2 separate regions of the Homo sapiens genome follow, and region 1 is linked to region 2. Evidence: read pairs that join two places in POLR2A ChIA-PET (ENCODE). Cell type or tissue: MCF 10A. All regions are shown on one strand. Links, peaks and the distances in the headings refer to the core of each region. The heading gives the core; the rest is flanking DNA. Region 1 holds the start of S100A10 (S100 calcium binding protein A10). Region 2 has its middle 5.5 kb from the start of CCDST.

Region 1 (8,333 bases), core at 232-8,231, 190 kb after region 2:
CGTGGGCCGCGCGCCCGGGGTCGGGGGAGTCGGGGGCAGGAAGAGGGGGAGGAGACAGGGCTGGGGGAGCGCCCTGCCGAGCGCCCGCCAGGCTCCTCCCGCTCCCGCGCCGCCTCCCTCTACCCACCCGCCGCACGTACTAAGGAAGGCGCACAGCCCGCCGCGCTCGCCTCTCCGCCCCGCGTCCAGCTCGCCCAGCTCGCCCAGCGTCCGCCGCGCCTCGGCCAAGGTGAGCTCCGCCCGGCCCACGCGCCCCTCCTGGGTAGTCCCCAGGCCCGGACCTGCTGCCCGGGGAAAACCCTGCACCCGGCTTCGCGGGGCGTCCGGAGCACCGCGGGGCTGGGCGGGGAGCGGCTGGTGGGGAATCCGCTGCTCAGTGCTCCGGGCCACACCCAAACGAGGCCAGCAGCGCCCCTCCCCGGCCCGGGCGCGGCCGCCCCCAGACCCACGCGGACCAGAGGAGGGGGCACTTGTTCTTTAGGAGGGGACCGTGGTATTGGTGCGCCTGAACCTCTTCCCTCCTCCCTTTATGTTTGCGTTGCTTTACTCCCACCTTTCCTACTTTCCCACTCGTCTCTCGGGTTACCGAATCCCTCCTACACGCCCCTGCCCTGGCTGGCGTGTTTCTTGGTGGGTTCCGCTCGCAGGCCGGGTCTGCATGTTCGTAGCCTGCTCCCGGCTGTACCGCCCAAGTAGGCGCGGGTAGGACGAGTAGGCAGCTGGGGCGTCCCTTCCGTAACCCTTAGTCCGTCGGCCAAACAGGCGTTTCTGGTCGGGGCTTCCTGTTGTCTGCTCGACGGAAAGGGTCTTCCTGCTGAGGGAGGGAGGTCCACTTGTTTTCTTTCTACAGCAGTTTGGCTGGGGTTTGTGGGAGAGGGCCCTGTGTGACGTGGTTTCTCTACTGAAAGGGTTCCCTTGCTGTCTTAATAAGTGGAACCAGAAAGAGATGGAGGAAGAGCAGGCTTGATGAAGGATCTTCCAATCATAGATTAATTTGGCCCGGTGCAGTGAAACAGACAGACGTGCCTTTGGTACTTGGTTCACCACCTGTGCTTTGGCCGAAGGAATGGCGCTGCCCCTAGCCGTGGACACTGCTGCCTGTCCAGCCTCAGTCCAGCTCTGCCTAAGTGAAACCAGGAGCTCTGCCTTGTTGGCTGGGGTGGAATGCAGAGCGCTCCAAGCCAGGCCAGCACAGGGGAGCCCTAAGCCAGATTCTGGGATGCATTAAGCCCACCCCGTTTTCTGCCCCCACCCAGTTCCGTCTCTGCGGGAGCTTCTGCAGGGCGTGGTTAGCACAAAGGGCTCCAGGATTCTCCCAGTGGTCTGAGGCCTGTGACTCAGCTGTGAGACCATGTGGGTGTGGCCGGTTGCAGATACTCTCGGTGGATGGTTTGGACAGAACACTCCCTGAAGGAAAAGGAGAACTGTGCCATCTCAGAGGGCATTTTCCAAGAGGAAGTGAGTCACACCTGGTCTGGCTGCCAGTCTGCAGGAGAGGTTTCTCGACTGAACTGCCGGTGAGGGCAGTAATTAGATCTGCAGGGCCTTGGCGAGACCGCTTTTCGTTATCGGCCAGTATGCGCCTGGCAGCCTGCCTCAGCCTTACTTGGGAGGTAGCTTTTCCCGCTAAGAGGTTTGCAGTTGTTGCGGATATTTTTCCCCAGAAGCTTGAGTTTCAGTCTCCAGGAATGGAGTTTTATGTTGTGCGTTTTAGGTGAGGCCAGGCTCATGGAAACACCCAGTCGGTGATCTTTGCCTCCAACATGTTTCAGCAAATTGCAAAAGATAATGCCAGGGGTTGGAGTGGGAATGAGTTCATATAACTTATTGGAAGTTTCTTCATCGGCCCTGCCCCCACAGATTCCTATCCAGTTTCTCTTTAATCATCCCTTCCAAATGGTGTATTTGTTCCTTCACAGCCAGAGGATAGTTTCTTCACTGTGGCCCTTGATCCACCATTTGGAGTTTCTTATCTAGGTTCTTACAATTTTTTTGGTCTACTGGGCATGAAGCAATTTTTGGGTCTTACCCTGCTTTCTGGGTGATGCTCTTCCTAGCTTTTCTCCGACACATCATATAGGCCCCTTTCCTCCCGTGTGCTGGCCAGCCTCCTAAGCAGCCACTCCAGTGAGGTCAGGGTGGAGCTGAGACTGTGTGCCTCCCTGCTTTCTACTGACAGTTCAAAAAATGTGACTTTTGTAGAGCACAACCCACTTGGTATACCCTTGGACACAGTCCAGTCTTTTAAAGCGTAAAGTTGAGAGAAACAATGGAATTCTTTCAGGATTATAATGTATAAATTAGCACTCAAAGTGCTGAGAAAGCTGGACTAAAATTTTAACATCTTAAGTTTCTCATTTTTCTGGGGACTCAACAAATTTAGGAATCCACATCAAAAGCAAAAAGAAAGAATGTACTTCTTTTAAACAATTTTCAGCACTTTCTATCCCTTTACTAAATAAATACCACCCATCCTACCAAAGGATTTAACTAAAAGCAGTTTTGACAGTAGCTATGTTGGCTGATTAGGCTGATGCCTAAGCATTCTTTAAGGAAAAATTGATGTAGTTGGTTAGATTGAAGGAGGTTTCTTCCAAGTTCTTTCTTCCTATTGAATTGCATCTGAAACGTTCCTTTGCTGCCCAGTTCTTTAGTGGGCAAGTTTTAGTTGGTGAGAGGTGAGAGAGACAGCCTGGATCCAGATCCATTGCTTCAACTCATTTTTTCTGAATTCCCTTCAGAGATCAAATTTAAGAATGCCTTCTGGGTTCAATTTTAAAAACTCCAAAATTTCTAAAGCAAAAGGAAGGAAACCTCAAACATATTTTAAATAACAGATGTTTGTTTTTACTGACACCCTGCCGTTTATTTTCTGGGTGGGCTGTAAGAAAACTAGGGTATGGACAAGACACAGAGGAGCAAAGCAAGTCCGACTCACTCTGCAGAAGTGTCCTCTTTGAAACTGCAGCCGGGATCTGGGCATAGGTCCAAAGCAAACATTTGAGATTTTTCAGGAGCAGACACTTTTCTGAGGAGGACTCCTGCTTGTCTGCTACTCGCAGGACAACCAAAATACATCATTATCAATTTCTTAACAATTCATCGAGCAGGCTCTATGAGGGCTGGGGCACTGGCTATTGGGACCCTGCTCAAAAAACCTGCAACCTAGTGAGGAAAGAAACAGAAACACAAATAACTAGAATTCAGGCCAAATGCTTTAATAGTATTCCATTAGCTGGTGAACTCCTCAAAGGCAAGCACCATGGAGAGCTTTGTGTGTGTGTGCATGTGTGTATGTGTGTGTGAACACCCTCATGCCTAACACCATGTCTGGGACATTCAAAGTAGGTGCTCAGGGAGGGAGAACCAAAAATGGAAAATTGAATTCCTCCTAAGGTAACTAAATTTGTGGAGTCCAGAATTGTTTTCCATAGAGAAAACTATGCAGAGAAAGATGTCTCCGCCTCCCTTCTTAAGACCTGTTGCTCAGACAAACATGTAGAGGGCATGTATAGGCATCAGATTAGAATACTTCAATAAAAGGTGAGTGGACAGCAAGGCTGTTATTATCCTGTGGAGCTCAGCAGTGAGATAGCAGCACTAGAAAAGCAAAAAGTAGAAGATGGGATGAATGAAACACGAGAAAATAGCAAGTGTTAGAAGAGAAGGAGCACAGTCATGTCATTCTGACTAGACCTGTTTAGCAGGACACATATTTTTCCTTTTGCGTATGGAATGTGCACTCCTGTGTACTCTATCTACTGTTCCGTTCATAGTTGAACACTTTTGGGGCCCCTTTCCTGGCCCTTCCCAGCTCTCACATCGTCCTCCTGAGCTCTGAGCTACAAGGCTTTCAGCCTAGTCCTGGGTAATCACACCTGCACCTCAGCTACTGCCCAAGGGATTGTGTGGTTCATTTATGCACATAACAGTTATATAGTGCTCCATGAATAAAAGCAGAATAATTTGTAGTTCTTAATCAAGAGAAGCTTAAATCTCAGGCAGACAAGTAAACAATTAAATGAAATTGAATGTTTCAGGTGCAAGAGTACGTTATTGGGGATAGAGAGGACACTGCAGCCCCTCAGCCCCAGCCCCAAGGCCCTCCTGTCAAAATGTGTCTAACCAGGATGCAGGAAGCCCACATCTGTCCAGGAATAGAGCTTGCAGAGTGGCTACGTGAGGGTGGAAATGCCAGATTGAAGTCCCTGAAGAACTTCAGTTTTGGCAGCTAGCAGTGCTGCAGACAGCCCTGCCCAGGCAAGCCCCACCCAAGAACGGAGGGCCAGGCAGGGCTGACTCAGTTGGGCAACCATTGGCTGCACTCAGACAAGAGTTACATGATTCATCCTCTAGCCAAGAGAACAGAGTTTTAATCACAACATTTCCCCCTTTCCTTTGTCTTATTTTAAAGCCAGTGTGCAACTCCTTCCCCAAAACAGAGTTCCTTGCTGTGGCCCTGGTCAGTGCCCTTTGGGGTACTGGTTGCTGAGGAGACAAGGGCTTCTCCACTGATTTTCAATGCTATTTTCACCTCCTGGCTACTCCCTCCTCTGCATCCTTATTGCAGAAGGCCTACTGGACACACAGGGAGTCAGCTGGCTGCAATATTCACAATCCATCCACTGAATAAAACCGCTGGGGGAGGAGGGGAGGGGAAGACCAAGTGGGAGAAGGATGTAACTTCAGAGAAGGAAGCTCCGTCACTTCGTAATGGCTGTGGGCAAGAGAGGCATGCGACTGAGTGACTTCAGACCTAAGCACTCACACAGTGTGAGGTAGACTCACCTTGCTCTCCTGAAGAAGATACTCAAGGGTGGCCAGGATTTCCTCAGCTGACAACTTGTATTTCTTAGAACCTCCTAAAATTAGCCTTTTTAAAATTTAGAGGTCCTTACCCTGCTGCATTCCCTTTCTTAATTCTGCACTTTCCTTCTGTCCTGTCATCTGAAAAAAGTAAACTAGGTACCCCACCCAGTTCCAATTTCTGGGATCTTTGGGAATTGATCCTGAAGTGCTCTGCTGCTCTGAACTTGAGCACAGGTATTTTTAAACCTCTGTGGTGTCTGACTCCTTTCCTGAGTTATTTAAGAACTGGGGTGGGATCCCACGTCCTTCTCCCAGAGGTGACTCGCCCAGTTCAGTTCTCTTAAATTGCTGGACTTGGAGTACCAGTCCAGGCAAGGCAGACTCTCTGTAAGCCCACTGCCATCTGAAACCCATATGAGGGATGGGGGATGAGCCAGATCTGAGCTGTGTCAGAAGAGAAGGAAAAGGGTGTGGTTCCCCTGGAATTCATCTCACAGCAGACCTTGAAGCATTAATTTGCAGCTCTCTCCAAGATAACTAACTGCCTTTCAGATGACTCATGCCAGATTCTGATTTATAGCATTCTTTGGCCTGCTGGTTCCCATACTTTTCTGGAGATTAAGGGGTAGAATTTACAATTCTTAAGTGTTAATTGCTCAATCCTCATGTTTACCCACTCCACCTTCTCCTCTGTAAAAGATAGCATTTGAGAATCAGTGTTGAACAGGCATCTCTCAGAGATAGGAACCAGACCAAAGCATGTCTCAGGTTCCCATTAGAGCTCTTCAGCAGAGGAATTTGCCAGCCCTTCAATCTAAGCTCAAAGCCTATTCTTGTGATTATTTATTTTTATTTTTTAGTGCTATATTACAGTCTCCATTCACGTTCACCTGTTTCCTATCCAGTAGTGATTTTAGGTGATATTAGCCAAAGCTTATCTGTTCTCGCCAAATGATTCCTTCCAATTAAGCCAAAATTCACTGAGGTTCTATTAAGTACCACGTACTGGGTCTTGTGAGACATATACCCCTAGTTCATTATACCCAAATGTAATGATCTGACATGTTTCCTTTCCTTTCTTATAAACGCTTCATGATGAAAGCTCTTGCTTTCCCACTGTACCCCAGACTGTGAGAGCAGCTCATCTGTCTAATGTCACTAAAAACATAGGAGGCCCTCAAATGAGTTAGGTTATAGTATTACTTGTTGCTTCTCAAGTGAACTAGACAATGGACTTTGAGTAGTTTTCTGTTTGGGTAGAGCAACTGTATTTTACTGCCAGAGATGCAACTGTCTTTATTGCAGTAAATAACAAGTTCAGAGCTTTAGTAAAGAATACATATAGGCCGGGCATAGTGGCTCACGCCTGTAATCCCAGCACTTTGGGAGGCCGAGGTGGGCGGATCACGAGGTCAGGAGATCGAGACCACGGTGAAACCCCATCTCTACTAAAAATACAAAAAAATTAGTCGGGCGCGGTGGCGGGCACCTGTAGTCCCAGCTACTCGGGAGGCTGAGGCAGGAGAATGCCGTGAATCCAGGAAGCGGAGCTTGCAGCGAGCCGAGATGGCGCCACTGCACTCCAGCCTGGGCAACAGAGCAAGACTCCGTCTCAAAAAAAAAAAAAAAAAAAGAATACATATATACCCAGCAGATAAATTCATTTGTAAGCAGATTTCTAAACCCTAGAATCACACTGAACCAAGTTACCACTTTAAGCTTAGAAGGGTGAAGTTTTCGTATTTACCAGACTTGACTGTGTGGATTGTTAGTATCAGCCATATCTAAGAATCCCATTTACTAGTGCCAAGAGAAATTATGAACTATCTGTTCTTTCAGTAGGTGCTTTGTCAGTTAAAAAGAGGAACACTGGGCCGGGCGCAGTGGCCTGTAATCCCAGCACTTTGGGAGGCCGAGGTGGGCGGATCACCTGAAGTCAGGAGTTTGAGACCAGCCTGCTCAACATGGCAAAACTCCGCCTCTACTAAAAATACAAAAAATTAGCCGGACATGGTGGCGGACGCCTGTAATCCCAGCTACCTGGGAGGCGGAGGTTGCAGTGAGCCAAGATCACAACACTGCACTCCAGCCTGGGCAACAAGAGCAAAGCTCCGTCTCAAAAAAAAAAAAAAAAAAAAAAAAAAGAGGAACACTGATGTTGCTTTTCTAAATTATTAGTTTCTATTCTTCATTAGATTATTCATGCAAATTAGCTGGAGTTAGCTAAACCCCTTTATTTACAGCACCAGTATCTGAGGTGTCTATTTCTACCAACAAGGGACCCAAACTGGGGTGGACTGGTTCTTAGATTCATTCACTGAATTTTAAAGCTGGAGAAGATCAGATGGATGATCTAATCTCCATCTTTCCAATTATCCTAAAAAGGCTGGCAATACATATGGCTTAAAAGTTAATGTAAATCTACAAAGATGAACCTGGAGGACGTTACGCTTAGTGAAATAAGCCAAGCACAGAAAGACAATTACCAGATGATCTCACTCATGTGGAATCTTAAACACTGAATTTCATAGAACTAAAGAATAGAATGGGCTGGGGTGATTGCATTTGAGTGATGTTGAGGAGCTATTGGTCAAAAGATTGAAAATTTCAGTTAGGAGGAATAAGTTTAAGAGATCTACTGTACAACAACGTGACTATAGTTAATTACAATGTATTGTATTCTTGACAAATAGTTAAGAGTGGCTAAGTGTTCTCACCACAGAAGTGCTAACTATGGGAGGTAATGCATATGTTAATTAGCTAGATTCAGTCATCCCACAATGTATATATACCTGAAAACATCATGTTGTACACATTAAATACATACAATTTTATCTTTCAATTTAAAAAAAATAAATTCATGCATAAAGTCTGCCAAAAAAAGTTAATGTAGACCCTGTTACTTTACATCCTTTAATAGGCTTCAACGGACCACACCAAAATGCCATCTCAAATGGAACACGCCATGGAAACCATGATGTTTACATTTCACAAATTCGCTGGGGATAAAGGCTACTTAACAAAGGAGGACCTGAGAGTACTCATGGAAAAGGAGTTCCCTGGATTTTTGGAAGTAAGTGTTGAAAAGCTTACAAAGAACCAGACATAAAAGTCAATGCTTCTAGGCCTTGGTTCCTTTTCCTTCTTGTTTCCATCCCTTCCCTGTGGAGGTCACCACTAGTGAATAAATGAATGTAGTCACCTGAAGGAATGAATGAATGACCTCATTCATTCATTTATTAAATAGTATTGAGTACCTGCTATTTGTAAGATACTGTTGAGGAAACAAAGTAATGAAGACACAGCCCCAACCTTCAAGGAGCTTACAGTCTGCAGGTGAAATAAGACTGCATACAAATAACCACAATATGAGCTGTTTGTTGGAAAATTCCATCGGGTTATCTGTGTCTGTTGTGACGATGTTGGGGACAGAGTTGGGAGAAAGAAAGCTTTTCACAAAAGAGTAGTCAACCAGAAAATGGCTACCTTCAGGTCCAAAAACCTGGTGGTGGAGATGCCACATC
Region 2 (8,333 bases), core at 77-8,076:
CAGGGTGGAGAAGAAATAGGGAGGGTAGGGTCACATTACTAAATCCACATATTGCAAGATAAAAGGAGAAGAAGGTAAGGGAATAGTCAATTATGTTTCCGTCTCATGCTCAGTAAATCGGTGCTTTACACAAGGTAGGGTGAACATAGAGTGGAGATATTTAATCTTTTATCAGTAGCTATGGGCCTAGGAACAAAAGGAAAGGCCGTTGCTTGCATGACTTACCTTCTGCTTAATTTTTTTCTTTTGGCATAGTGAACTTCCCTTTCACATTTCAGAGGATATTTTTAGATGGGATTAACATTTAAATCAGTAAACTTTGGGTAAAGCAGATTGCCCTCCCTAATGGGGTGGGCCTCATCCAATCAGTTCAAGGCCTGAATAGAACAAAAAGACTAGCATCCCTGAGCAAGAGAAAATTCTCCAGCAGACTGCCTTAGGATTGTGTATAATCAGCTCTCCCAAGTTTCTAGCCTGCTGTCCTACACTGCAGATTTTAGACTCTCCAGCTTCCATATTCACATCAGCCAATTCCTTGTAATAAATCTCTTTCTATAAATACACATGCTGTTGGTTCTGTTTCTGAGAAATCCTACTAATATGGTGGGTGATCTTAAATAGTCTTCCCTCTCTGACACTGAGTGGAGCTTCAAGGAGGACAGCAGAAGAAAGAGGGCTTGACTCCAGTATCCAAAGTGCTGAGGGCTCACCCTAGGACCTATTCACTGGGCATATTGCTGTAGCTTTACTTCTTCACTCCCCCTTCCCACCAGGTCCCTTGGATGCCAGGTTCTAAAGCACTCCCACTGCTCACTCTTCCTGGAAAAGGGCATTGTGGTGGAATGTTGAAGGAGCTTGGCAGCCAAATCAGCATATCCAGTGTCGTGACTCAACCCCTTCACAGCTCGCAACCTTAGTTTATCAAAGTCCCTTCCCTTCTCTGGAATTCCATTGTATCTGTATGATGAGAAGGCTTGATTAGGTGATGTCTAAGGTCTCTACTAGAGGTGAGCGCCTTTTCCCCACTCCTGGCCTCTTTTCACTCCTTTCTTCTCCTTGCCCCTGAGATGGTAGAAGGACTTAACTGGTTGGTAAATTTTGTAAGAATAATTGGCTTAGCTCTACTCTGCTTCTACTTGGGAACTGCAGAGATCCCTATGGCATAATAGGGACTTACTCTTAGGCAAGGATGCCCAGGCCTGTCATGATTAGGTGGGTAAGTTAGCCTAATTCTCAGTTCTAGTATGAGCAAGCCCCAGCTAGCAGACCTAGCGCTACTAATGTCTTACTTAATCACTATCAATAAAAAAGATGACATTTTGAGCACCACATTTTCTTTCTATTTTTCAGTACAGTTCAGAACAAGGGCAAAGAAATAAAACAGTTCCGTTTACTGAGATCCCTTTGCAGAACACAGTAATTCCTTCTAGCCCTTTCTAGCACTTATTAAACAAGACAATATAAAACATCTAATGAATAAATTCACACTAAAGGGCTAATATAACCCTTCATAGGCTATTTATACTTTAAAAAGCACTATAAGAAACAGAAAAAGGGCAGTGCTTTATGGTAGACATTATATAACTATACTACCTCAGTGGAAAGTATATTTTGGAGTAAGACCTTTTTCAGGGCCTCTCAAATTACACCCGTCTGTTCATCCGTCAACAGTTGTTAAGAAAGTTAAAAGTAGAGATTATGGAGTTAAATTGTCTGGGTGCAAATCCTGCTGATGTCCCTGACTAGCTGTGTGGCCTTGGGTAGGTTGTTTAACCTCTCTGTGCCCTAATTTTTCCATCTACAAGATGGGGATAATAGTAAGAACTTGAAAGACACTTGGTAAGCACCATAAAACTTCTATTGTGTGTAAGACACTGTGTTACTCCTAAATCCCCCAGGACTTTGCCTCTAGAATAAAATCTATAGAACCAAGAAAGGAAATTGATTGCAGAGGCCGTGGGAATGGTAAAATTAAATCAAATGTAAACATTTGGGCCAGTAACAAGGACGAATTTCTGGACAAACATGACTTTAAAAACAGGACTCTTTTCCCAGGATGAGCTCCTCAAACTGATATCAGATTGACTAGTTCAGCTTCCAAACCCAGGAAGCTCTTTTGGGCACTTGGGACACTCCTGAACAGCATGCACAGGGATTTGCTCCCTGATGATACTGAACGTAATTCCTCCAAACTGCCACCAGGTGTCTACAGACACTCACACACCCTCTGGCTCCTAAGTCAACAGATGGGTACTTTAACTGAGAAAGAAGTTACCAGCCCAAGGGCACGCGGTTTGTTAACGATGAACTCTGTGGTAGAACCCAGGTTTGTGTGGCTGGTTATTATTCAGTCTCAACTCCAAAGTGCCTCAGGGATAGAAGAAGCAAATTTCAAAGAAAGAATCAGGCCCAGGAGGAACCTGACATACCATCATACCTCTGCCTCCTTGAAGGATAACACGAGCCATCCCAACCATAAAAGGATCCTCTACTCCACCAGAAAAGAGATTTAAATTGCCCCTCAGTCTCCCTGAAGCTCAAGCCCAGGGTTTGGCGTTTTTCACTGCTTAGAAGTTTTTCTTGGCTCTGCCTTCAGATGTCAGCCCTGAAATTCTCAGCTTAGACCAGCAAGCCCAGATGTATTTCTTCCCTTTGCCTTTAATGGTCCTCTCCTGGTGAGCACAGAAGTAGTTTGGGCAGCATTCAGTGCAGAGCAGGGATCCCAAATGCAAACATCCTCTCTTCCCTGTCTTAGATCTAGCTGTTAACAAACCTAGAGGTAACTATATGCATCTTTCTTCTTGGTAAACACTGAGTACTTATAGCATGGAGTCCATCATTAGACACAAAGAATGTTCACACTTGCACTACACCTATGTATTTCTCTTGCTTACACAAGGGCACACTACCCCACCACCACTAAATCATAAGTTCCTTGAGGGAGGAACTCTGGCTTTCCTCCCAGCACTACACATGGCAGCTTACACAGTGAATGCTTGTTGAATTTGCCCCAGTGGTGACAAATTTGAGAGGCTTGTGTGGATTCTGTATGTGGGATTTTATGTTCATGTTAGATCATTGCCCCCTACCCTAAGGAGCTCCTACTTTGAAAAATGGCATATGTCTGTCTCCTCAGTGGCAATACGGGCTCTGGGTGTAGACACACATGGGTGGTATAATCCATGGCACAGGACCCTGGATCTTGGGATGAGGCTCAGGCTGAACAAAACTAAGAAAGCAAAGGGAGACATGGGTACAGAAACCTCCATAGCCTGGACCTCCCCTGACTCTATAGCTGCCCTAGGGTGTCATCAGATCCCCTTCTCATCTCTTCTCTTCCCCTTGCTTTCCCTCCACCTTTCTCTCTCTCTCCCCATCTCTCTGCTCCCCTCTTTGCCCCTTTTGCTCTCTCCTCTTACTTCCCCTTTCCCTCCCATCTCCATCGTTCCCATGTTTCCTCTTTTTTTCCATCTCCCTGCATTGAATGAACAAAAACAGAGCTTCATACCTAAGACTCAGAGTCCTCCTAAAGGAGTTCCCGAGATGAGCTCAAGGACAGCTCAAAGGCAATGGCATCTGGAGTCATCTGTGCTAAAGCACTCTGCACCAGTGAGGACTCTTGGAGAAGATTCTTCCTGTACCTCTGTCTGGTCTTATTGGTGTACATCATTCAATAAGTCACTGGCCTCCCAGACGCTGGCTTCCATTGTCCTTTGCACCAAGCCTCCCAGGACAGGACCAGTCCCATCTTGTTCCATAGGAGCCTGCCTCCCACCTTGCCACTTTCAGGCCAGTCCAGTCAAAAAGCCTAGGAGCCTACACTTCCTATAGAAGGCAGTCAGAACACCATCAGGCCCCAGGCCCACTTTAGAAGCCATTAAGTGCCTACTCCATACACAGTTCAATGACAGTACAGCAGCTTCACCACCATTGGGGGAGACACAAACATACAACCCTGAAGTAGGTTTATGCCCTGGGAGCACATGATCTTGCCAATTCTGCTGCCCTGGTCTCAGTTCAACACATCTTCACTGAGTATCAGCTCTGAGCAAGGTGCTGAACTGCCTTCTATGCCAGGTCACAACTAAAAAGCAACCAAACACAAATCTACCCAGCCTGCGGGTCCAATTACTCTGGTAATAGCTTCGCCAGCTATTTTGTCACCTTGTCTCTAACATAGGGGCTCTTCCCACTCACTTCCTTCATAGCTTAGGCCCTGATCTGAGAAATAAAAATCTCAGACACCTCTGCAAAGGGGTCTCTTTAGGAACTGGTGAGCAACTATACGTTTTTATTTACACTTTTGGTCATAATGGTAGGAGATGAAACTTGGCATAAAATGAAGACCACAGGGGAAGGGCCTAGAGCAAAACACACTGGAAATGCCAAATTCCAGAGCAACTCCATGAGCCTGTGATTAGTATGGAGAAATGGGTAATCTCCTTTGACTCCCAAGGCACTGCCAAGACCATGCCCAAGGCACCTTAGTGCCAAGATTGTTAGACTTGAATGGGAACGATGTCCTCTTTTTTTCTTCCCACCCCTAGCTGTTGTGTATTTGAGAAAACTAGAAAATATAGAGGTAAAGTGATCTGCCCAACAATATATGGCTGATCAGTGAAAGGACTGGGATGTGAGCCCAGTTTTTCTGACACTTATTACAACATTCCTCTTACAAGTACTCAGTGGTGCCTGATTCCTTAACACAATGCCAAATGTAACAGTGAACTTGTAGCAACTTGAAGCTAGAGTTGGTTCACCCAGAAAGCTGCAAAGCTAGCATACAAACTAGCTGCCATTTCAGTGGAATAATCTGACCTGAGTTTATTCCACTGGTAAGCTGATTGCTGAGGAGCCAGCCCATGGGTTCACCCAGGGGACTCAGGGCTCCAGGATGCTGACTCACACTAGCCACACTCAGCATCCCCTGGCAAGCCAGACACCAATATTCACATGTAATAGACACTGGGCCTCATCATCCGTCCGGGACACTGTGATGTGCCTGTCATAATGCACAAGATCACGCAGATGTCTACACCATGTATCAGAAGTTTACAGGGGAACAGAGGGTCAGGACAGAGAATTTTTCACTTTCAGAGATATTTTAAATTAAAGAACCAGAATGTCCTTTCCCTGAATACTGCTAAGGGAAATAAACATGTTTCACTCTCCTTTTTGAAAAACAGCGTGGTGACTTTTTTGTTAGTCCTTGTTACCCCAACATCCCCCAACAACATGTTAACAAGTGCTTATCACTTACTATAATTTCCAAGCCTACAGATGAATCTACACTGATTTCATTTCAGGGTGGTTGTTTCCAGGTGCTTCCTCAAGGAGGCACTATAGACTCATTCAACTGTCCCCAAAGCATAGCTGGAGAAATTACTTCTTGGAAGGTTTTCGGTAAAGCAAGCAGGGAAAACAAGTCACCTTCATAATGTGTGACTTCAGATTAGCCTCAAAGAGGACTCCTATTCTTGTGTTCTCTTCCAGACTTTTTGCCTCTTTTTTTGTTGGCCCAGATCTCAAGTTCTTTGGGCCTTATATACTCCTTGCCTTTTAATAATGAGGTCACACTCCAAATCCTGGTCTTTAGTGCCTAGAGCAAAAGAGAATATTGGGAGTGGGCCCCTTCCTCCCTGGTCCACCACATGGATGGGGATTAAACTCCATTTAAGTCTATGATGGAGACCATTCAGCCTTATCATCCCAATGTGCCTCGTTTTCTAGAAGGTCAGAACCCTGTCACTGGCTCTGGCTGTGTCACTCGAGGGGTCCTTAGTCTTCAGGACAATCCCTTGTTTGTTTCTTGTTTTTTTAAAGTGAACACAAGTTCTTTAGGAAAGTAAAGGAATAAAACGATGACTACTCCACAGGCAGAGCAATCAGGACAAGCCCTTTTATAATGCCTCTGACTATTTCTGACCTGGGTAAGCTATCAGGCTTCTGGGTAAAATAAAACTCCTCTTATTAGTGATTAGAATAGTCAGTGTGCAGTAATGACAGCAATGATGTTAATAGAGAAACAAGAGTAGCAACAATAGCAGCTATTGAATGGTCTCTTGTCACTTATGAGACAAGGGAAGGAGGCTAGGTTTCTACAGAGCAGGGCCTCACTTCACTGTGGCATGTGCCATCCAGCCTGTACCCAGGACAGTTGCTGCACCAGGGCCAGCAGGAAGAGCCACACTGACCTTTGCCATTCACCCAGCCAGAGGGGACATCCAGAGCTTGGAGGCATAGCCAGAAGGCCAGCCTGGGATGACTGAGCCAGCCTTTGCCCATCCTGGCAAAGGAAAGACATTAGAGGGGATGTAGCCCTGCCTCTGCTGAGAATCAGCACTTGATGTCTACAAAAACAAAGGCTTTCCGAAACATAGCATTCCCCAGAACTGGCTGAACCTAGGGAGCCATGGCTCAAAACTCTTCCAAAACCTTTCCCAAGACTTCTTGTGCAACTTTGGCCTGTCTCTCCCTGTGTCTTTCCCAACAGATAAGAAGAAAAGGAGGTGAGACAGAGAGACCACAGGTGAGAGAATGACTCTGGTATAATCCACCAGATCTGAAAATACCTGGAACTCCTCACTTTTTGGAAGTGAGTTGTCAAAAAGTGTGCTTAGGTCCCTCTTGAAAGCCCAGGACTTGCCATCCTAAATCTCCTCTAGGGCTTCTGCAGCTCTGGGTTCTGTCTCCATAGGCCAGAAGCACTAGGCTCTCCTTTAATGCTGACTTCTAATGTTAAGAAGCTCCCAAAAAAAATGTGCTGCATTTCTTCTTCACAGGATGTATCACAGTTTGTAATTATTTTTGCATGTGATGATTTGATTCTTAAATTAAGCACCACAGTCGGGAATTGAATCTGATCTTGTATAGAAATTGGCCCAGGGTTTGGGATGCAGTAAGCTCCATAAATATATGTTGAATAAATGAACATATGAACAAATGAGTACCAGTCAGTTCTGAGTACCATGTTTTATGAGAGGATTTGAGAAGCTATAGCATATACAGAGATGGCAGCCAGGATTGGGAATGTTCTTGAGATCTTATGTGAGAAAGGATTGAAATGACAGAGGCTATAGAGACTGAGATGAGGATGTGTAAGAAAGAGACTGGCCTATTGTTTCCTGATGTCACACAGAGAAAGCATTCATGAGACTTGATTTACATTGTTCTAGAAGGCAGAATGGGAACCAAGAAGCAAAAGTCCCAGGCAGATTGTAGCTCCAAGCAGATGAATATACCCCATGGCTAGAATTGTCCCAGGGTGGGACAGTTTATTCAGTCTCCCATCAGACTGAATGGTCATGCAGAGGCCGGATGCCACCCTGCAGGAGCAGGACAAGGTGGGCCTGCATCTTGCAAGAGGTTCAGCCAGCAGACCGGTTACTGAGATTACCTGGAAGATTCCAAGTTCGTTTCTCCCATGCTCCAGGAGAACAAAAGGACAAGTTTTCATGTGATATAAGTCTTGCAAGACCCCAGGAAAAACTGTGAAAGAGGAAAAATCTGACAGCCAACCTTGTTAACCTTTTCAGAAGCCTTATTCTCTCTACTAGCAAAACTCCTAAAGTTCACATTCTTGTTCTGGGTGCAAGCAAGCAAAGAAAAGAACTCACTTTAAAAGTGTTAATGCCTTAATATGTCAATCCATATTTTGAAAGAGGGTGCCTCAACAAAGCAATGTGCAGATATAATGGTAGGGCTTTTGGCACAATAGCATTTGAGCAGTAAAGTCTTAGATGTCCTCCAATCAATCAACCAACAAGGGCTCAGAAGCTATCTATGTCCAGCATAGTGCTAGGCAGGGGGAATGGGCACCAGATTGGGAGGTAGAAGTTTTGGATTCAAGTCCTAGCTCTGCATTATACTGACTATGCGATCTTGATTAATTACTTAGCTTCTCTGAACTTCATCTATAAAACTCACATGTACCTCACAGGGTCAAATGAAATACTAAATATGAGAGTGTTTTGTAAAATGTAAAGTACTATGGATGTAGCATTATTGTGATTATTATTTTTAGACATAAGTGGGAATGCAAAGCAATGTAAGGTCAAGTCTCTGTCTTCAGATAGCTCACCATTTAGTCACACCATATGGCAGGCCTAAACTGAGCTACTCTTCTTTATTCTCCCCTTCCTGAACACAAACTTGCAAAAGAACATAGGAAGAGGAGGGAGTGGAATGCAGAGAGAGAGAGAGAGAGAGAGAGAGACTGGCAGCTCTGGCCCAGGAAGAGGACTGAGCCAAGTCCTGGCCATGCCTGATCCCTGCACAGAGCCCTGTCTTCCTTCCTGGCACTGGGAGGCTTCCCTCTTGTTCTCTTCACTCCA

What was found. ChIA-PET counts read pairs that join two places held together with the same protein. Peaks named below come from ENCODE experiments on the same cell type or tissue, not always from the same donor. Only the 100,000 strongest peaks of a DNase experiment are listed, where the experiment ranks them.
Region 1: POLR2A ChIA-PET joins it to region 2 with 11 read pairs; 2 of 35 experiments call an interaction of 5 or more read pairs at or near these places.

The regions. Positions count from the first base shown.
Region 1 is chr1:151,985,648-151,993,980 of GRCh38, reverse strand. It overlaps S100A10 (S100 calcium binding protein A10), which reads left to right and starts at 122. Exons shown (of 3, transcript NM_002966.3): 1 at 122-229; 2 at 7,730-7,882. The coding sequence starts at 7,751. RefSeq lists silencers at 1-4, 15-314 and an enhancer at 883-2,082. In MCF 10A, for the core only: no CTCF peak of the experiment used is centred there; DNase peaks (open chromatin) are centred at 1,380, 2,990, 4,300 and 5,340.
Region 2 is chr1:152,179,629-152,187,961 of GRCh38, reverse strand. No RefSeq gene overlaps it. Among named protein-coding and RNA genes, the nearest start is that of CCDST, 5.5 kb to the left of the region's middle. In MCF 10A, for the core only: CTCF peaks have their summits at 2,207 and 5,339 (motif pointing right); DNase peaks (open chromatin) are centred at 2,211, 4,771 and 5,341.